Regions from separate parts of the Homo sapiens genome. Here region 2 is linked to region 1. A link is an interaction called in ENCODE POLR2A ChIA-PET data of the cell type or tissue named here. Cell type or tissue: A673. All regions are shown on one strand.

Region 1 (5,000 bases):
AGAGGGGCATAGAAATATGACAGAACCAAAAAGCACAGTGAAGATCTTGGAAGAAGAGTTAGAAAAACAAGCCAGGGACAGTTTCTGAACAGACAGCACAGGGAGAGGCCCAGGGCCCTTGCAGGGAGGAGAGGGTTAAATCCTTTCCTCTGCAGTACAAAAGAAAAGAGTGTGCGGAAAGATTAGGATTTTTGCTTTTACAATGGGAGCTGCAGAAGCGTAGGGAAGAAGCTGAAGAAAAAAAGGGGGCGTCTCCCCTTTAAAGACTTGCAAAGATTGAGAGAGAAAGAGAGAGAGTCAAGAACAGAGAATCAGAGAGAGAGAGAGAGTCTGTGTCTCTGGGAAAGAAGAACATCTCTGCTTCACAGTGATTTGCGCTGGGGGAGAGGCATCAATTGGCTTCGGACCCAAGGGGGAGACGAGACCAGGTCACCCCGGTTAAGACCAAGTGAGCGTTGCCCCTCCCTCTCCCAACTCTCTACCCGGGAATGTCTCGGCGAAAGCAGCGGAAACCCCAACAGTTAATCTCGGACTGCGAAGGTCCCAGCGCGTCTGAGAACGGTGGGTGCCTGGGGAGGGGTGGGGGCCCCTAAGTCCAAGCCTGTGTGGGTCAGGCCAGGGCAAGGGGAGGGCACTCGGGCCATGGGCGAAACCAGGCGGGGGCGGACTTGGTCACTGGGGGTTTGAAGGAGTTGAGATGCAGGGAGTAAGAGATGACCTGCGCTGGGGAGAAGCCCCGCTTGTTACTTGGGATTGATTCTGTTTGTGTTTTCCTTGTTTTTCTCTGGATGAAATGGAGTTTTCAAACTGGCTCTGTCTCCCCACCCAAGAGTTTTCTCCTCAGGTCTCCCTTTGCTCACTGGTCTTTGTGCCGTTGCTAAGTAACGTCCTCAGACCTGAAGACCGTCTCTTCGGGGTGGGATTTTCCCCCCTTTTCTTTCTGGAGAGTTGGGTTGCAAGAGAATGAATTGGATAAACGTGAAGGCTCCCCTGAGGGAGACGAGAAAAAAGTTTCTCATTGTTGGGCTGAACTGAGAGCCGATCAGAGCTCCCAGAGGGAGAGAGCTAAGGTCGGTCAGAATGCAGCCTGGTTTGGGGTGTGTATGCGTGTCACCTGGAGGACAGCTGAAGGCTAGGTCTGGATGAGGGGCTTAGGTTTGTGCTTCAAGGAAAGCAAAGCAAAAAACAAAACAAAACAAAAGAAGTGCAAGAAAATACACCTGTTACTACATGCATATCATTTTATGAGGATACCGTGTTTTTGAAGCAACAGGTGTCCCTTATGAGGGGGAAAAATTGTATGTATTCTTGTAACATTCCGTTAAGTGACAGGCAGACAGTAGAGCAAGCAGGGAATTGAAGAGTGAAATTGCTCAGAGTCTGAGAGACAGAAGCAAAATCAGGACAAAAACTTCAATTTCCTAATGCTCAGGGCTGGCTGGTAGTGCTCACTAAACCCACTAAACCTGGGTTTTAAAAACTTGCCTGATTGTGAGTACATCTGAGCCAGGGTGTGGGAATCTATATATTTTGCAATTGTCCAGGTAATTCTTAGGATCAAAGAAGTTTTGGACATACTTGTCAGTGGTATGGCTCCATATGTGCAGACTGAAAGTCTGGAAGTCCTGGCTCCAGACAGGCAACTGTTTAGCATACAGTTGATACACCCAACAGTATAGTATAGGATTAAGCACAAGGGTTCTGAAACCAGACTTTTAGACAAATCCCAGCTCCACCACTTGGTTAGCTATGTGACCTTGGCTGGTTTATTTTGCCTCTCTATGCTTCAGTTTCCTCATCTGTGAAATAAAGATGTGTATACTAGCTACCTCATTAGGTTGTTGTGAAAATCTAAATGAGTTAATATGTGTAAATCCCTTGGAAAAATACCTAGCATAAATAAGTGCTTAATATGTGTGAATATCGTTATTATCATTATATGTGAATGCAGTGACACTGCCTGCAAGTGCTGTAGTATGACCAAAACTCAGGAACCTCTTGGCAAACGTCAGCATTTCTTTTTTTTTCTTTTCTTTTCTTTTTCTTTTTTTCTTTTTTTTTTTTTGAGAGAGAGTCTCGCTCTGTCGCCCAGGTTGGAGTGCAGTGGTGCAATCTTGGCTCACTGCCCGCTCCACCTCCCAGGTTCACGCCATTCTCCTGCCTCAGCCTCCCGAGTAGCTGGAACTATAGGCGCCTGCCACCACGCCGGGCTAATTTTTTGTATTTTTAGTAGAGACGGGGTTTCACCGTGTTAGCCAGGATGCTCTGGATCTCCTGATCTCGTAATCTGCCCGCCTTGGCCTCCCAAAGTGCTGGGATTACAGGCGTGAGCCACCGCTCCCGGCCATCAGCATTTCTTTATGAGACGTGTCATGAAAAGCTCTAAGAGAGTGTATTGGTGGCGACTAAAATTGTAGATTAAACTTGCCTTTCCACCTGTTAAAAAACAAAAACTTGAGGTCAAATCAGCGCTCCATGTGCTACAAAATAACCTTAACAGACATGTTTTGGGCAGAACGCATCCTCCCCGAAACACTGCTTTTCTGGGATCCTACTGTGCCCATATTTAGAGGTTCTATGGTGATGGCATCCTTCCCTCCTGAGACACATTAGCCCTTCTTAATGCTGCTATAGGCCGGATGTTTCCTGCTTGTGCTCTACAGGAGACTTCCCCTAGAGCCTCAACTCCTCCCCAGAGTTGCCTCACAGTTCTGCTCTCCTGCTGGTTTGATTGTGGAACTATGCTGAACACCCCTCCAAACCCCCAAGAAGCATTCTCTCCTCTTCTTCCTACTTCCTCCATCTGCTCACCCATTCCCCATATCATAGCTGAGGAAAAATCTTCTGTGAGGGAGTCAAAAGCTATCTTTAGCGGCTGTCTTGAATGGATTTTCAAGCCCTTTAAGATATAGCTTCCACCTGGGGGCATGGTAATGCTGCTACAAAGCCATCCCCATAGAAACAGTAAAGGTTTAAACCCAATGGCATCAACAAATTTTTGATGAAAATTTGCCTTTGAGCTATGAAAGGCAGGAACAAATGTAAGGAGCAAGGAAGCAGTAGCACCCTCTGTTAAGATCTACCGTAAGAAAGCCTAAGGATTTTCTCATCAGAATTCCCCTGGAGTGAAAGATCCTAGGCTACTTATGATCTGGATGTCATTGGGCCTCATCTGCAAAATGAGGTGGCTCTATTTGATCGTATCTAAAATTCCTCCTGGATCTTATAAGCTTATAATATATAAATTTCACATTTTCTGGTTTTCTTTTAAATTAATAAATTTTCTTAATCATGAATGGGGCAGCATCCATTCTGCAAAACAGAATGAGAGCTCTCCTTTTCCCTAATTTTTTATAGACAGGGTTTCTATTCACTTATGTGATCTTCAGGCATCTGACTTCCTTCTACCCCAGAGCATGCTCCACAGTTAGGGAGGAAGGGCTCTTATTTAGGGGCACATGTATCCTTTGGTGTACCTGTGAAATTATGGATATCATCATGAGTATCAGAAGACATTTAGTCAGTAGTCTAGGGTGCCAGTAATGTTTCCAGGAGTCTTTTGCCTTCTTGTAAGCAATATGTGCCATATACAACATGCAAATGCTGAGCCTTTGTTACATATTTTAAAAGCCAAAATTCTGCAGTGACCTAAGACATCACCAAGAAACAGTCTGAAAAATCTGTTTTCCAGCCGTTTTTGCTCAGCTTCCCTAACCAGAGCATCAAAACCTAACAGAACAGTTATTGCATATAAGTGATGGGCAGGAAATACTCTATTCACTTAAAAACTCTAGAGAGGAAAAAAAAAAACCTTCTCTCTCCCCTACAGAGTCTAGAAATCTGGATTAGAGAACACAAAGGATGTGACTGGGGGAAAAATGCAAACCAGTACATCTGGGAAATAAAGGAAACAATCAGAAACCCAGATATTTAGTGAGAAGAAGAAACCAGGACAGCAGCCAAACAGATCTAGAGGGAGAGAGGGGAGTACTTTAGATGGAAGTTGGCAGATAGCAAGAACAGCAAGAGAGGAAAGAAGGCAAAGGTAGAGTTTTGGGGGCTCTGTTTACATTTGGAAGTAAAGAGCCTCATCTCTCAGGTTATTGATCCCTGGGCCACTCAACCTAGGTATTCCCAGATCAGAAAAAACACATTTTGGAATAGAGAGTATCTCAGTCCTGGTGTTACAGAGTACTAGATAAGAAAACAGAAAACTTGGTTTTCAATCTAGTGTGGACCTTGAAGCTATGTGACCTTGGGCACATGTGACCTTTCTTACCCCAGGGCTTCATTCAGCTTTTGACATTCAAATAATAACTAACACCCATGGCTAATATTTGTGGAGCATTCAGGTACTGTGCTAGGCCCTTTTTGCATTTCCTCTTTTTCCTCCCAACTCCGTTATTATTATTATTTTATTTATTTATTTATTTATTTTTATTATTTTGAGACGGAGTCTCGCTCTGTCGCCCAGGCTGGGGTGCAGTGGCGCGATCTTGGCTCACTGCGAGCTCCGCCTCCCGGGTTCACACCATTCTCCTGCCTCAGCCTCCCAAGTAGCTGGGACTACAGGCGCCCGCCACCACACCTGGCTAATTTTTTATATTTTCAGTAGAGACAGGGTTTCACTGTGTTAGCCAGGATGGTCTCGATCTCCTGACTTCATGATCCGCCCACTTTGGCCTCCCAAAGTGCTGGGATTACAGGCGTGAGCCACCACGCCCAGCCCCAACTCCCTTATTATTACAAAAAAAATTTTTTTCTTTTTTTGAGACCAAGTCCTACTCTGTTGCCCAGGCTGGAGTGCAGTGGCACGTCTCGGCTCACTGAAACCTCCACCTCCAGGGTTCAAGAGATTCTCCTGCCTCAGCCTCCTGAACAGCTGGGATTACAGGTGCATGCCACCACACCTGGCTAAAATTTTTTTATTGTAAAATATGTGTAATAAAATTTACCATTTTAACCATTTTTAAGTGTACAATTCAGTGGCATTAAGTACA
Region 2 (5,000 bases), 570 kb after region 1:
TGGTTGTCCCTTCCTGCTAGGAGGTCACCATATTGATGCTTAACTTAATATGAACACCCCCATCGGCTTAAGCGCACTTATAGCCCACATCTCCTGGGCTCAAGTGATCATCCTGCCTCTGCCTCCTCAGTGGCTTAGACTACAGAAGCCGGCAACAACTGTCTTTTGACTGTTCAAACCAGTTCCTTTGATTCTTTTTAAAAAAAATTTTAAGTTTTGTGTGTACCTAGTAAGAATATGTGCTTATGGAGTACATTAGATATTTTGATACAGGCATGCAATGTGTAATAATCATATCAGGTTAAATGGGGTACTCATCCCCTCAAGCATTTATCCTTTGTGTTACAAACAATCCAATTATACTCTTATTTTTAAATGTACAATAAAATTATTATTGACTATACTCACTCTGTTGCGCTAACAAATACTAGGTCTTATTCTTTTTTTCTATTTTTTTTGTACCCATTAACCATCCTCGCTTCCTCCGCATCACCCCACTACCCTTCCCGGCCTCCGGTAACCATTCTTCTACTCTATCTCCATGAATTCAGTTGTTTTTGTTTTTAGCTCCCACAAAGAAGTAAGAACATGCAAAGTTTGTCTTCCTGTGCCTGACTTATTTCACTTAACATAATGGCCTCCCGTTCTATCCATGTTGTTGCAAATGACAGGATCTCATTCTTTTTTTGTGGCTGAATAGTGTGATCTACTGATTTTCTTTCTTTTGGGTATATACCTAGCAGTCGGATTGCTGGATTTTGTGGTAGCTCTATTTTTAGTTTTTTCGGGGACTTCCAAACTGTTCTCCATAGTGGTTGTACTAATTTACATTTCTACCAACAGTGTACGAGAGTTCCCTTTTCTCCACATCCTGGCCAGCATTCTTTTTTGCATGTCTTTTGGATAAAAGCTGTTTTCACTGAGGTGAGATGATATCTCATTGTAGTATTGGTTTGTGTTTCTCTGATGATCAGTGATGTTGAGCACCTTTCCATATGGCTGTTTGCCACTTATATGTCTTATTTTGAGAAATGTCTATTCAGATATCTTGCCCATTATTTGTTTATTTATTTTATTATTAGTTTATTTTTTGGGGAGACAGAGTCTCACTCTGTTACCCAGGCTGGAGTGCAGTGGCGTGATCATAGTTCACTGCAGCCTCAGCCTCAGGAGCATATTGTTTAATTTCCATGTGTTTGTATAGTTGTATAGTTTCTAAAACTCCTCTTGTTATTGATTTCCAGTTTTATTCCATTGTGGTCAGAGAAGATGTTTGTTATTATTTGAATGCTTTCGAAAGTTTTAAGATTTTGTTTGTGACCTAACATATGGTCTATCCTTGACAATGATCCATGTGGCTGAGAAGAATGTGTATTCTGCAGCCATTGAATGAAATGTTCTATAAATATCTACTAGGTTCAGTTGGTCTATAGTGAAGATTTAGCCCAATGTTTCTTTGTTGATTTTCTGTCTGGAAGATCTGTCCAATGGTGAAATTGGGGTGTTGCAGCTATCCAGTATTTGGGGCCAATCTCCCTTTTTAGCTCTAATAATATTTGCTTTATATATCTGGGTGTTCCAGAGTTGGATGCATATATATTTGCAATTGTTATATCGTCTTGCTGAATGACTCCTTTATCATTATATAATGACCTTCTTTGTCTATTCTAATAGGTTTTGTCTTGAAATCTATTTTGTCTGATATAACTACTCCTGCTCTTTTTTGGTTTCCATTGGCATGGAATATCTTTTTCCATCACTTTATTTTCAGTCTCTGTGTGTCTTTATAGGTGAAGTGTGTTTCTTGTAGGCAATAGATCATTGAGTCTTTTTTTTTAAACCATTCAGCCATTCTATATCTTTTGATTGGAGAGGATAGTCCATTAGCATTCAATGTTGCTATTAATAGGTAAGGACTAACTCCTCCCATTTTGTTATTTGTTTTATGGTTGTTTTGTTGTCTTCTCCTTCTTTCTTTGATTCCTGTCTTTCTTTTCGTGAAATTGAGTTTCTCTGGTGTATGATTTAATTTCTTGCTTTTAATTTTTTAGTATCTGTTTTATGTTTTTTGATTTGAAGTTATTATGAGGCCCCCAAACAATATCTTATAACCCATTATTTTAAACTGATGACAATTTAGCACTGATTGCTTAAACAAACAGATGGATAAACAAGCAAAAAGAAAATTAATAAAAACCCTATACTTCTGTGAGGCCGAGGCGGGCGGATCACGAGGTCAGGAGATGGAAACCATCCTGGTTAACACGGTGAAACCGTGTCTCTACTGAAAATACAAAAAAATTAGTCGGGCGCGGTAGAGGGCGCCTGTAGTCCCAGCTACTCGGGAGGCTGAGCCAGGAGAATGGCGCGAACCCGGGAGGCGGAGCTTGCAGTGAGCCGAGATCGCGCCACTGCACTCCAGCCTGGAGGACAGAGCGAGACTCCGTCTCAGAAAAAAAAAAAAAAAAAAAAAAAGCCCTATACTTCATTCCCTCACTTTTTACCATTTTGTTTTTCTATTTATGTCTTATTGTACTATGTCTTGAAAAGTTGTTGTAGTTACTTTTGATCAGTTCGTGTTTTTCTTTCCACTTAAGATAATAGTGATTTATACATCACAATTACAGTGTTATAATAGTCTGTGTTTTCTATGTACTTGCTGTTACCAGTGAGTTTTATACTTTCAGGTGATTATTTATTGCTCATTAATGTCTTTTTCTTTCTGATTGAAGTATTCCCTTTATCATTTCTTATAGGAAAGGTTTAATGTTGATAAAATTTCTCAGCTTTTGTTTGTCTGGGAAAGCCTTTACTTTTCCTTCATGTTTGAAGGATATTTTCACTGGATATTTTATTCTAGGGTAATTTTTTTTTCTCAGCACTTTAAATATGTCATGCTACTCTCTCCTGGCCTGTAGGGCTTCCGCTGAAAAGTCTGCCACCAGACATATTGGAGCTCCATTGTGTATTATTTGTTTCTTTTCTCTTGCTGCTTTTAGGATCTTTTCTTTATCCTTGACTTCTTGAATTTGATTATTAAATGCATTGATGTAGTCTTCTTTGGGTTAAATCTGCTTGGTGTTCTCTAATCTTTTTGCACTCAAACACTGGTATCTTTCTCAAATATTGGTACCTTTGGGAAGTTCACTGTTATTTTCCCTTTGAATAAACTTTCTACCCCATCTCTTTCTCTACTGCCTCTTTAAGATAAATAATTCTTAAATTTGCCCTTTTGAAGGCTATGTTCCAGATCTTGTAGCTGTGCTTCATTATTTTTTCTTTTGTGTCCTTTGATAATGTATTTTTCAACTCATCTATCTTCAAGCTCACGAAGTTTTTCTTCTGCTTGATCAATTCTACTATTAAGATATTCTCATGAAATTCTTCAGTGTGTCGATTGCATTTTAAACTCCAGAATTTTTTCAGAATTCTCTGCATTACAAAGCAGAGACTCTTGTTTTCTTTCCTTACTTTCGCTCAAACAAATGATGTTTCTCTCAAACAAATGATGTTTCTCTCTGTGTGTTGAGCTGCCTGGAGCTGGTGGTGGGGTGACACAAACACCCCTGTGGTCACCACCACTGGGACTGTGCTGGGTCAGACCTGAATCCAGCATAGCTCTGGCTCACCCAAGGCCCTCTGTAACTACTACCTGGCTATTGCCTATGGTCACTGAAGGCCCTAGAGGTCTACAATTAGCAGGTGACAATACCCGTCGGGCTTGTGTCCTTCCCTTCAGGATGATGAGTTCCTCTAGGCCTAGGCATGTCCAGAGGTACTATCTGAGAGCCAGGGACCAAAGTAAAAAACCTGAGAAGTTTACGTGCTGTTCTGTTGTACTGTGGCTGAGCTTGCACTCAAGCCATGAGATGGAGTCCTTTCACTCTTCCCTTACCTTTCCACGGGCAGAGGAGCCTCTCCCTGTGGCTACCTCCACCACAGGCTCAAGGGGAGTATTGCCAGGCTACCGCCAATGTTCCCTTAAGGCCCCAGAGCTCTGCAGTCAGCTTGTGGTGAATGCTGCCTGGCCTGGGACTCACGCTTCAGGACAGTGGGTTCCCCTCTGACCCACGGCAGGTCCAGAAATGCCAACCACGAGCCAAGATCTGGAATTGGGGACTCCAAGAGCCTGCTTCGTGCTCTACCCTGCTGTAGCTGAGCTGCTACCTAAGCTGCAAGACAGAGTCCCCTTTACTTTTCCCTCTGCTTTTCTCGAGCGGAAGAATTGTCCCTTCATGACTGCCCCAGCTGTGAATATGGTGGGTCTCATCTGAAGTCAGCATATCTCAGAGTCTCACCCAAGGCCCATGGAGTGTACTACTGGGTATTGCTGCTGGTTATTTAGGGCCTGAGGGTTCTTCAGTCAGCAGGTGATGAATCCTGGCAGGACTGGGTCCTTTCCTTCTAGGCAGTGGGTTTTCTTCTGGTGCAGGGTGTGTCTAGTGCCTGGAATGGCAGCTTCATGACTCTGACTGGTGCTGTATCCTACTGTGGCTGAGCTGATCTTTATGATGTAAGACAAAGTCCTAGTTACTCTTTCCTCTCCTTTCCTCAAGCAGAAGGAAGGAGTCACTTTCATTGCTGTGAGCTGTGCTGCCTGGGGTTGGGGGAGCAGTTGTGCAAGCACTCCCTTAGCTGCCCTGACAAGTGTCACACTAGTGGTGTCTAGGTCCACTGGCTCTGAGCCCAGCACAGCACTGGGACTTGCCTTGTAGTTGTAGTTCTTGTGGCCTAGATTGAGTTTCAAATATATTTAGGACCCCAGAGCACTTTAGCCTACTGTGGCAAGGCTTTCCCAAACTCAGTGTCTGACCGCTGGGATAGGCGATTCCCCTTTTGCTAAGGTGGTCTAAATGCTCCTTCTGTGGGTGGGCTGTGACAGGGCAGCACTGAGTTCAATGCAGATTTCCACAATTGCTGCACTGTCCCTCCCCCACGCTCTCAGATTCTGTCTCAGCTCCATGTGGCGGCTGTTGGGAGATGGGGGAGTGGTGGCCTCA

The links. ChIA-PET counts read pairs that join two places held together with the same protein. Peaks named below come from ENCODE experiments on the same cell type or tissue, not always from the same donor. Only the 100,000 strongest peaks of a DNase experiment are listed, where the experiment ranks them.
Region 2: POLR2A ChIA-PET joins it to region 1 with 5 read pairs; 1 of 35 experiments calls an interaction of 5 or more read pairs at or near these places.

What each region holds. Positions count from the first base shown.
Region 1 is chr14:21,532,410-21,537,409 of GRCh38, reverse strand. It overlaps a transcript of SALL2 not described here. Among named protein-coding and RNA genes, the nearest start is that of SALL2, 8.6 kb to the right of the region's middle. RefSeq lists an enhancer at 2,515-3,380. In A673, no CTCF peak of the experiment used is centred here; DNase peaks (open chromatin) are centred at 229, 1,699, 2,669 and 3,879; H3K4me3 peaks cover 3,677 bases; H3K27ac peaks cover 4,954 bases.
Region 2 is chr14:20,958,732-20,963,731 of GRCh38, reverse strand. It overlaps the pseudogene RN7SL189P. Among named protein-coding and RNA genes, the nearest start is that of RNASE2, 5.7 kb to the right of the region's middle. In A673, a CTCF peak has its summit at 2,306; no DNase peak of the experiment used is centred here; H3K4me3 peaks cover 354 bases.